3 separate regions of the Mus musculus genome follow, and all the other regions are linked to region 2. Evidence: chromatin loops called from intact Hi-C (ENCODE). Cell type or tissue: heart. All regions are shown on one strand.

Evidence for each region. A loop is a pair of places that touch in the nucleus more often than their neighbours do. Peaks named below come from ENCODE experiments on the same cell type or tissue, not always from the same donor. Only the 100,000 strongest peaks of a DNase experiment are listed, where the experiment ranks them.
Region 1: it touches region 2 in a loop (2.4-fold over the local background); 2 of 42 quality-filtered maps call a loop at or near these places.
Region 3: a loop joins it to region 2, with 2.2 times the contacts of the local background. A loop is called at or near these places in 2 of 42 quality-filtered maps.

What each region holds. Positions count from the first base shown.
Region 1 is chr13:45,273,006-45,277,005 of GRCm38, reverse strand. No RefSeq gene overlaps it. Among named protein-coding and RNA genes, the nearest start is that of Gm34466, 7.2 kb to the right of the region's middle. In heart, no CTCF peak of the experiment used is centred here; a DNase peak (open chromatin) is centred at 2,445; H3K27ac peaks cover 1,574 bases.
Region 2 is chr13:45,028,822-45,032,821 of GRCm38, reverse strand. No RefSeq gene overlaps it. Among named protein-coding and RNA genes, the nearest start is that of Gm23104, 4.5 kb to the right of the region's middle. In heart, no CTCF peak of the experiment used is centred here; a DNase peak (open chromatin) is centred at 1,771.
Region 3 is chr13:45,263,425-45,267,424 of GRCm38, reverse strand. The region is part of intron 1 of Gm34466 (a long non-coding RNA gene); the gene reads left to right. Among named protein-coding and RNA genes, the nearest start is that of Gm34466, 2.3 kb to the left of the region's middle. In heart, no CTCF peak of the experiment used is centred here; no DNase peak of the experiment used is centred here.

The DNA.
Region 1 (4,000 bases), 240 kb before region 2:
TTTTTGCCAGTGATGGCAGGCATTACAGGTATGTCCCCCATACACATACCTGGTTTTTATGTTGCAGCTTATGTCCTAACTCATTTCTATACTTGCTCACCACATCTGGCATTCTCAGAGGACATACTTCTGAGAAACTAAGTACTAAGGACCATATATAATTATATACTACCTCATTTTCTTAACTTAGTGGGTTTGAATGAGAATGGTGCCCATAGGCTCATGTGTTTGAATGGTTTTTTTCCCCTATTTTCTGGAACTGTTTGGGAAGGATTAGAAGGAGTAGCCATGTTGAAGGAGGGGTATCACTAGGAGTAGGCTTGAAGGTTTTGAACACCCATGCCAGGCCCAGTCTTTCTCTCCATCTCCCTCTATTCCCCCATATCTATCCTTCTCCCTATCCCTCCCTCCCTCCTACATACAGATCAATCTGTAAGATCTCAGACACTGCCCCAGGGCTATGCCTGCCTGCCTTGCCACCATGCTCTTCCACGATGGCCATAGACTCACCCTCTGAAACGGTAATGCTTTCTTCTACAAGTTGCCTTGGTCATGGTGTTTTGTCATAGCAATAGCAAAGCAACTAAGACAGGCAACACGAATAATTTTAGTGTTAATCCACTCATGACTCAGTCATATTATTCAACATATATCCAATGAGCTGTGACCATGTGCCAAGTAGAAAACCATGCAGGCCAAGAGGGACACAGACTCTCCCTGCTGTCATTGAACATAGCACGTAGGCAATGGAGTTGGAGAATAGTAGGAGAGTAAACACACAGGATTAGAATACATGCTGGGACCAGGAGGAGTCTGTCATGGATTAGACAGAGAAAATATGAGAATGAGCAGGCTGAACGAAAGCTGGTGGGCTGGAAAATGGCTCAGTGGGTCCAGAAGCTTGCTGGCCTGAGATATTGCCTGAACCCCACATGGAAGGAGGAAAGGACAGACTGCCAGAAACTGCCCTCTGCCCTTCACATGCACACCCTACCCCATGCTGACATATAAAGAAATAAACCAAATAATTATGGGTTTTTTTTTTTTAAAGAAGAAGGAGGAGGAGGAGGAGGCAGCAAGGCAAGGCAAGGCAAGGCAAGGCAAGGCAAGGCAAGGCAAGGCAAGGCAAGGCAAGGCAAGGCAAGGCAAGGCAAGGCAAGGCAAGGCAAGGCAAGGCAAGGCAGAGGAAATTCCAGGCAGAGGTTACAACAGGTGAGAAAGTACTGAAGTAAATGACAAGGCAAGATCTTCAAAGGACAGACATGGGGGGGGGGGCGGTCACTGTGCATGAAGCTGGCTATCCTGGCAGACAAAAGGCAGGATACTGCAGCTGCCTTCTCATCTTTGAGCTTTCCCTGGACCCTTGAATGGATGGCATGTTCATTGATCCAAGAAGGCCTCTACTTTGATATCCCGGGCACCAAAATTCTCCTGGCAAGACTATGACACTCTTCTCACAGTGAGGAAACATCTTCATCTTGTAAAACTGCCTCAAGGCTAATTAACCCTCTGTTCAGCACGGGGAGACCTGAGTTCACTGCTGGCTCGATACTGGGCCCCAGGAAGCAAGATCTGAACAGAGACAAACCTGCTTTCCACTCTAGGGTCATGCGGACTCTCAGTATGCCTGCTCAGAGGAGTAATAGGCATGTTTTCAAAAACAGACATTCCATTCAGATAATTACCAGGACAACCCACGATGCCAGATTCCGTACTAGGAAATAACTTGTTTGTCTTCCTTTTGTATCTATCAAATCTTTTAACATGCAATAAAATATGTGTGTGAGAAAGACACAAGGAGCATAACATTTGACTCACAATAATCACACTCTATTTTGGCTTAATAAGATATCGAGATATCTGTTACAGTTCCTGACAAATGTGCCAGCATTAGTTGTAGTTCTCTCTGGATAGGAAGTTGAACCCCAGTCAACTAACTCTGAAGATGACAGGTATTGGGGAGACAAAGCTAGTTCAAGTTTCTCTGGAATGAAGTTTCCAATCATTTCGTCCAAGAAGGAAACGGCAATCTTCAAATTGTGCGTACACAAGCATTTCCTCTGGAAGCTCAGAATGTTCTTGTATTTTCAAAACAAGGCAATCATAATGCCTCCTTAGACATGGCTTTGTTTACCTGCTTAACTTCCTTCTGTTCCTGTAGGTCAGAAGTTAGTCGTTTCACAACCCACGGAGGGAAAAGACATTAAAACTCCATCTTTCCTGTTCTTGAACTTTCTGAACAATAGTCTCGGTTTCCTTCAGAGAGGAAAGTCTTCTGTGGAGGCACACTGTCCTGGTAGAAGGCAAACAATGCTGCTAAGCACATGTTTTGGCTCAGAGAGACACAACAACTGTGCTCTGTGTCTATCCTCTTATCTAAAGTGTTGGGATGACAGCCACCGTCCACAAGTCTGCCCTCCAGCTCTGTGGGTAAATGTAAGCTGCCGCAGCAGCTCAAGAGCCCCACACTGAAGGTTGCCAAAAGGACATGGGGGAATGTCCAGTGAGTGAGCTCTAATGATGATGATACAAGAGCTCTCCCCTCCCCCACACACCCTCCAGGAAGTGATGAGAGCGCCTGAGGCCTCGGCCAGGTTGTATTAGTGTCCTGTTTGGAACTAGAGATCAAGGATTAGACAGGTTTTTCCACTTTGAAGGTCAGAACTAAGTGGTGCTTGCATCGTAGCCTTGTGCTGTGATGACCTCTGTACCTTCACAGTTCACTGGAGCAGGTTGCTCACATTGTTCATTCTGGTGTCTCAGAGTTTATCCCAGTGTCTGTGCTCCATGATGAACCGTTGAATGAATATATAAAAAACAACCAACCAAACCAAAATATTCAAAACAACAATGACAAAAACAACAAAACAAAACAAAACAGGGTTTTATCATGTAGCCCAGGCTAGCCTTGAACTTCACGTTCCTCCTATTTCTGCCTCTACTCCAGAATACTGAATTTACAGATATGTGACACAACTTGAACTCATAAATTGAACCTTCTAAAATGTTTCTCATATTAGAACCAAGGAGCTAGATCCTTGGTTAGTGGCCCCAGGAGAGCAAACTTTCTTGTCACCCAGTCATATGGAACTCTCAGCTAAGCATGTCACGCAATGACAGCTGAAGGGAGCATGAGCTGCCTACAGCCATAAGCATGGCTTTATGACTCAGTGTGTCACCCAACACAGGGCTAGTTAGCATTCTTTATTGCACAGTGACACATAGAAACAGGACTTGGAGAGCAGACTGGAATAAAGCACATAGGCTGCTTATGGCAGGAGACTGGCCTGAGGGTCAGGTATCCCAAGCCCCAATGGTCTCCAGGAAGGTTATATAGTTTTGCGTGGATATATACTTCAACCTATCAAGTGAGCCTGGCGTCTGAGACAGCTGAGCAGCCAAGCTGACCTACTATACCTCCTGCAAAACATAGTCATTAGGCAACTGTGACTCCTTAGCATAAGATCTAGGTTCCAGGTTCAGCATCTTCATCAGTATCAAGCGCCATCTCCCTAAGTTCACCCAGTAATAAAGATAACCAGAGTGTGGAGGGCTGCGCCAGCTGAAGATGACCATCCCTGAAAATACCACATTTCTTCATACTTGAATATCAATTATAATTTATGGAAAGCATTCTCATGTGAGGCATTGTTTGATACTAAAGCGTGGGGGTGGTCAATCTCAGTAGTCAACTTGACCTGGAGTCAATAAGAGGCAAGCTACTGAACACACCTGTGAGAGATATGCCCTATTGAGTTACCTGGAGTGGGAAGGACCAACCTAAACATGGGCAGTACCTAAACATGGGCAGTACCTTCTGATGTCAGGCAGGTTAAAAGAGGTTAAAGGAGGAAGCTTGGCTTTTCGAGTGCTTGCCTTCGGTCTTGCTGGCAAGTTCAACTACTCTGCTGCTGCTGCTGCATTTCTTTGCTGACTTCAGAGTCCAGCTTCTGCAGGTCTCCTACGTGAGCTAAAGACCAGAAGTTCTTCAGGAATCCTC
Region 2 (4,000 bases):
AGCTCCAGGGCCACTGAGAAGTGTCTGAGTTCTCCCAGCCTATCAGCCTCAGATCACATCCTTTTGAGCAATCATACCTCTACATAAGTGCCTACAAGATTACAGTATCTCAGTGATGGGGCGTGGCCCAATGGATAAAGTAATTAGTGAGCAAGCCTGAGGGTCTGAGGTCAGATCTCTTGCACCTATATCTCACCCAGAGGCAGACAAGAGGAAATCGGGGGCTCGCTGGTCAGCTAATCTGGGCTAAACAGCAAGTTCCAGGTTGGTGAAGAGATCTTGTCTCAAAAAAGTAAAATGGAGCAGGATAGAAGAAGATACTCAGAGATGCCTTCACAGAGAGAGACAGAGACACAGAGAGACAGAAAGAGACAGAGACAGACACACACACAGAGACAGAGAGAGGCACACACACACACACACACACACACAGATAAAAACAACTTCTCTCATTCTTTGGGCCTTTGTTTCTGGTCTCCCAGGTCACACACACACACACACACACAAAATCAATTTGTTATACTGTTCTCTTGTTAATCTGTTGTAAGTCTCCAATCGAAATCTAGTGATGGGAGGAGAGAGAAATCTCTTCCTCCACAACTGTCTACTGGGGTCGGGAAAAGTATGCATGTCCTGTGCAATATTTTGGGTGTGACTAAAGGGTATTTGCTCTTTGCCGGGAATCTAAATGTAAGTGGGCATCCTGCCCCTCATCTGCCAGGCCTCTTCTGAGGAATGTGATAACACCGGTTGATACTAGCACACTAACTGTCAACAGCCCTGAAGGGAGATTAGCCATTTTGTGGCATTTTCTCCTCTGTCAGGGGTTCACTCCGTGACTTTGAACTTTAACAGCTGTGGCTTTCTTGTTTTTAAAAAAACGAGGACCATAAAGACTTCCTCAAAAGTGTTAAGTCCTTTAAGGGGACGTAGTGTATGCACTGAGGGAGGCTGAGAGCTGAGCGGGGAGCGGTGTCAGCAGACTGAGGACAGCTTGGGTTACAGGATGTCAAGCCAGCCTGGGCTGTAGAATAAGACTTTTTCTCAAAAACAGAAAAAGAAAAAAAAGAAAAAGAAAACAGAAAAAAAAAGTTAAATAGCCTCATTTATTATAGCAGAATAGCTTGCATATAGGCATGATAGGCCAAGAAATAACACAATTCACACATCAGTTCTAGATGCGGATGAACCTCAAGAAACCCTAAAAACCCAAGCAACCAGTCTTCCCCAGTATCTGCCTCTGAAATGCAGAGCCGAGAATCTTGCTTCCTAGGAGAAGGCGTTTAGCCCAAACGTGTCAGAGTTCTATTTTAGAACTCCAGAGTCGGTATCAGGTCTGTCAGATGGAGTTTCCATCTCTTGCTCTCCCTGAAGAAACTGACTCACAGCAGGAAACGTTCCCGTGGAGGTCCTGATGGGGGTCACTCAACCTTGTCCCTAGCCCGCGGCTGTTTATCCTTTTTAGTTCCGTGTTCAGAAAAGTACACTGTCACTAGAAAACTTTAACATACAATTTTTTTTCTTTGACTTTATATTCTTTGTAGCCATGATAAATTCAGATGACCGAATTGAATCCCAAAAATGTAAACCTCCCGGATGTCTGCAGCAGGCCAGTGTCTTGAGGAAGACAGCAGCGTGCCCTTTCCTCTCTCAACCTCTCAAATGATGAATTCTTTCCCCCAGCTTCATGTGAGGAACAGTAGCAACAGCCAGAAGCCAGCAGCTGGTGACGGCAGCGTCCTTGGCAGCTGATGTGAGCTGCAGCGCCCCCTGCAGGCCCTCAGAGACGCAACGCGGTGTCAAGATCGCATCCTGGCTACCAGCTCTCAGGCTGCTGAGGTCTGCCCTCTGCTGACGATAGAGACTAACTACACTTTTTAAAACAACTTGTCTTTCTCAGTGCAAGGGACCCCATTCAGATAAGGTGCCCTTTACGCGTGGGTGGGAGACCAAGTCTCTACTTTGGATTTCTGCAATCTAAATTCATGGACCCCTCGGTATCACAAAAACAAAAACAATACACACAAATGAACCTACGTTCAAGTCTTGTCTCTTATGATTTTTTTTGGTCCAATTTTGAGATTTATGAAATGATGAGAGCAAATGGGAATTTTCACAAGATTGGAATTGCATGGTGGAGAGAGAGAAATGGATCGTCAAAAACAGCCGTAAGGTTAAACAGGTGTGAATGCGGGATAAATAGGTGTTCGGCGTTGTTCTCAGTGCAGAAACACTGTGCACTGGCTGGGTTTTGTGTGCCAAATTGACACAAGCTGGAGTTATCACAGAGAAAGGAGCCTCCCTTGAGGAAATGCCTCCATGAAATCCAGCTGAAAGGCATTTTCTCAATTAGTGATCAAGGAGGGAGGGCCCAGCCCATTGTGGGTGGTGCCATCCCTGGGCTGGTAGTCCTGTGTTCTATAAGAAAGCAAGCTGAGCAAGCCAGGGGAAGCAAGCCAGTAAGCAGCACCCCTCCATGGCCTCTGCATCAGCTCCTGCCTCCAGGTTCCTGTCCTGTGTGAGTTCCTGTGCTGACTTCCTTTGGTGATGAACAGCCATGTGGAAGTATAAGCTGAATAAACCCTTTCCTCCCCAACTTGCTTCTTGGTCATAATGTTTTGTGCAGGAATACAAACCCTGACTAAGAAACACTGCTCTATATTAACAGTTCTGTGATCCCAAGTTGAGGGTAAAAATGATGTTCAAGCAACCAGATCATTTAAACTATCCTGAGCTGTCTCAGAGTTCCAGGAAAACTTTTCAAAATATATCTCATGATGATGAGGACACAGAGAAACTGAAATCTGATACTTTCCTAATGAGATTATGAAACATTGCAAGTGCTGTGGAAATCAGTTTGGCATTACTTCCAAACATTTGATATAGAACCACTATATGCTTGAGCATTCTACTCTTATGTACATCCACCCCCACCCTCCACAAAGAAATGAAAAACGGGTCCATATACAAAAGCCTGAACATGAATAGTAGACAAAACAGCCACAAGATAACAATCCAAAGGCATAAGAAACAAGGATGTTGGTGGCTGGAGAGATGGCTCAGTGGTTAAGAGGATGGACTGCTCTTCCAAAGGTCTTGAGTTCAATTCCTAGCAACCACATGGTGGCTTTATTTATTTGTTTTTATGTATATATGCACACTGTAGCTGTACAGATGGTTGTGAGCCACCATGTGGTAGCTGGGAATTGAACTTAGGACCTCTGGAAGAGCAGTCCGTGCTCTTAACGGCTGAGCCATCTCTCCAGCCCCCAATTTTACAGTTTTTTTTTAAATTAGGTATTTAGCTCATTTACATTTCCAATGCTATACCAAAATTACCCACCCACCCCTACTCCCCTACCCGCCCACTCCCCCTTTTTGGCCCTGGCGTTCCCCTGTTCTGGGGCATATAAAGTTTGCGTGTCCAATGGGCCTCTCTTTCCAGTGATGGCCGACTAGGCCATCTTTTGATACATATGCAGCTAGAGTCAAGAGCTCCGGGGTACTGGTTAGTTCATAATGTTGTTCCACCTATAGGGTTGCAGATCCCTTTAGCTCCTTGGGTACTTTCTCTAGCTCCTCCATTGGGAGCCCTATGATCCATCCATTAGCTGACTGTGAGCATCCACTTCTGTGTTTGCTAGGCCCCGGCATAGTCTCACAAGAGACAGCTACATCTGGCTCCTTTCGATAAAATCTTGCTAGTGTATGCAATGGTGTCAGCGTTTGGATGCTGATTATGGGGTGGATCCCTGGATATGGCAGTCTCTACATGGTCCATCCTTTCATCTCAGCTCCAAACTTTGTCTCTGTAACTCCTTCCAAGGGTGTTTTGTTCCCACTTCTAAGGAGGGGCATAGTGTCCACACTTCAGTCTTAATTTTTCTTGAGTTTCATGTGTTTAGGAAATTGTATCTTATATCTTGGGTATCCTAGGTTTTGGGCTAATATCCACTTATCAGTGAGTACATATTGTGTGAGTTCCTTTGTGAATGTGTAA
Region 3 (4,000 bases), 230 kb before region 2:
GTGTGTAAAGGGGGGGGGGGGGAGGGGGAGAAATGGCCTGGCTTAAGGAGAGATTTACTTAAGCATTTCATAGTCATGTCCAGATTTGGAGGCGGGGATTAATTTGGTTTCTTGTTTCATTTTGTCTTAATAAGTTAAATAGATCTATAAGTTGATTATCAGCCTGGAAATGACTTTGAAACCAAGACCAGAGGACAGCCTCTTAACTGTATGCATCCCTCACCACACTTCAGTCAAGTGTATGCATCCCTCACAGGCCAAGTGACTCTGTCACGCTGCCTTTCTCTAAGACAAAATCGGCGCATGAGGATCTTGGTCCGAGTTACATCCCCTGTGAGCTCCAAGACTTGAATCTCCTGCAGGGCAAATTTCCAAGCAAGTTTCTTTCCCTGTTGCAGACTGAGAGCCATTGTTCTTAGTCAAAACCAAAAACTAAATTAAACACAAGAGAGCAAGCCAGGAATCTAAACTCCTTCCCAGTAGTTTCTGATGACTCCCACAAAGGAAGGGAAACTCAGGGGAAGAGGAAGCAAGAAGATATATAGGTCAGAGTTGACTGGGTTTACATTCGGTTCCCCAGGCAAATGTTTCTGGGACATTGCACTGCTTAACACACTGCCCTTGTGGGTAGTCTCACCCAGTGTTTGCAGGTGTGTGTGTGTGTGTGTAGAGCTAAATATGCTGACTGTGTGAAAGAGCCAAGCACCCATCTTTAAGTCACTCCTGGCAAAGAAGCAATGTTTTGCTTCTTTGTAGGTTAGATATATGAATTCACTTTTCCGTTGCGGTGATAAAACACAGCGACCAGAGGTGAGCTATGAAAGAAAGACTTTGTTTTGACTTATGGCTCCAGAGGGACAGAGTCCATCAATGATGGGGGAGGGGGGAGGGATGGCACAGAGGCAGGAACAGGAAGCAGGGATCACATGTCATCTACACAAGCAGAGTGGAGTGGGTGGTGCTGCAAGGAGGTGTGGTGAGGGGGAGCAGGAAAGGAGGCAAGGCTAAAAATCTCTCAAAGTCCTGCCTCAATGACGTATTTCCTCCAGCAAGACTCCACCTGATAAAAGGCTCCATAGATTCCCGAAACAGCACTAACTCAGGACCATGTCAAAAACATGATATATAGAGGATATTTTGTATTCAAACTATCATAGATGCATTGAGATTATATGACTCCATCTCTGTGGGGCCATTATGTGAAATATCTATGCAAACAGAATGTATGGCTGGTTCAACTTCTAATTGTTTTCCGGTCTGTAAATGAAAAATAGATCAGAATATTTTTTAATCAGAAGTCTTCTTACTGTAAGTCTAGTTGAATTTTTAAAAAAATTTTGCTTAAAAGCTAGTTCCTTACCCCCAGTGAATTATTTTTGTCTGTGTGCAATTTGCCCGTCTCCTATCAGGCTTGTTGATTTATTTTCAGCGTGTGTTACCTAACTGGGAGAGAGTTCAAGCCCTCCCTGCTAGAAGTTGCAAACATTTCTCCCAGTTGGTCATTTGTCTCCTGATGTTGCTTGTGGCATATTTTGCCACTGAAAATGGTGTTCATGTAGCCTTAGACAGGGTTATTGATCTTTTACTATATTGAGTCACAGAAAGGCTTTCCAACTAAGAAGTCAGAAAGTCACCCAAGTTTTCTCAGAAAAATAAACAGCTCCATTTATTACACGCAGCTCTTCAACCCACTAGGAGTTTTTCCTTGTTTTTCTCCTTCTTCCTAAGATACAGTCTCCTTCTGGGTGTGTCTTAAGGTATATCCAGAGGGGATTGAAAAGGGAAGAACCCCCTGGAGGTGGTCCACAGTATCCCCTGAGCTCTGGCCACAGATTGAATAAAAGGCAGGTGGGGGGAGTTAGCTGGGCACCCATGGTGATGTCAACGAAAATAATCAGCACAGTGGAAGAAGCCTTCTCATCATACCACACCAACGCAGCTATCATCTTTCAAAGACTCTTGTAAACAAGAAGAGTGCTCTTCCGAGATTCCCTTGCCTGAGCCAGATTCCACAGGCTCCAAGTGATGTGAGACTGGAGTCGGCCTTGAGTCTCCATCTTTCTCAGTGGTCCCCACACATTCTCTTTGATGTGTGGGAATCCTCATCCCTTCCCCTCTCATCTTCCTTGCCTTCTCCCAGTATGGGCCTCTCAGAGAGGGCAGGAAAAACTCCTCATCCCATTTACTCCTGTGTTTCAATGAGATTTGTAAGGAAATCTCTTTCAGAATCTCTCCTGAAACAATAGTCCTCAGCAGACCAAATAGAAGTCTGTGGGATGAGGAGATGGACTACCAGAAGACCAGTGTCTGAGATCATTGAGAGCTGTTTTTCAACATGTCAGCACCTTGTGTGTAGCCAGAACCTTCCCTCTGACATTCTGTAACCACCCTGGGTTGACGTGGACCACTTCCAAATAAGGTGACATCCCCGTCAATTCTGGACCTCAGTTCAATCTCTTCCTCCTTCACGAAGCCTGTCCTGACTGGACTGGAACAGATGATTTCTGTGTTTCTCATTGCTAGTCATAGCAGCAGGGTGGAGGGAAGTTTATTGAATAAGTGTCTAATAAATACATAAACTGCAAATAGCATAATGTTCAGAAGGAACAAATGACAAAGGCTGTAAACTCTTTGCTGTAAGACAACAGGGCATGATTAAGTTCATAGTACCCCCCCATCTGTCTTTAATGTGCTGTCTCTTATCTTTGCCATGCTCCCTGAAATCTAGAGATTACGATGGAGGCTAGGACTGTAGGTTATACAAATAAAACTCAAACTCATAAACCTCTCATGACTTGGGTTAAAACTTCATTATATAGGAAAGGACAAGATAACATGGTGACTGTCCCAGGACTAGCTTGACAGTCTCCTATTGATGCAACAACTGTGGCCACCAATAGATTGTTTAATCTGCTCACCTAAAGATCCTGTGAGGAGTGTACGATTATCCCCATCATATACCTAAGAGGCTGAGGCTCAGAGCTTCAGGTCATCACCCTTTGTCACCCAGCTAGTATGGGAAGGAACTGGGAACTCCGCTATAGGTTGTTTTCTGCACAGGCATGCCTGTTAACTATGCTACTTTGATTATTAGGAAGTGGTTAAGGACAAGGCAGCACCTGTGCTCTTTTAGATCCATAGTTTTTCCATCAAAAAAAAAAAAAAAAAAACCAGCATGGCCTGGGAGTATTATGTGAATGGTAGAAAGAGAGAGGGGAAGTAAAAGAAAAAAAAGAAAAAAAGAAAAAAAATGAAAGTTAACATAGTACGTTTTCTCTTTATTTTAGAAAGAATTATAAGTCATCTACCAACTGGATAATATTACTTTAATCAAGTTAGAAGTGTAAGTCTCTTTAGAAAATTCCAACTCCATATGTGTTCCTGTAATGATTTCTGTGCTTTTTCGTTCCCCTTTCCTTTCACCTAAGACTGGATGGCAACGATGGTAAAGATGCATGGAGATCGGACACATCCATCAGAATGCTGAAAACCAAAGACATGGTTAATGACCACACATACAACTGTTTACATGTATACAATACAGGCTAGAATCTGCACACGAAGAAAGAAAACGCAGGTCGTATTTGTTTTGGCTTCTGAGTTTGGGCTACCTCACTTAATATTTTCCATTCTAAGCCCATCAGTTTCTCTGCAAATTTTATGTCCTTCTCTTTTCAGCCAAATACTACTCCATTTTATACATGGGTCCAGAGAGCTCAAACAACCAGTCTCTCACAAACATAATCACTTCTCAGAACACAGCTGCTTTTCTTCTTTTTGGTTGTTTGTTTGTTTGTTTGTTTGTTTTCAAGACAGGGTTTCTCTGTATAGCCCTGGCTGTCCTGGAACTCACTTTGTAGACCAGGCTGGTCTTGAACTCAGAAATCCGCCTGCCTCTGCCTCCCAAATGCTGGGATTAAAGGTGTGCTCCACCACCGCCTGACCACAGTGTCTTTTCAAAGACACACTAGCAAGTACTGGCAAAAAGATAGCCACCAGC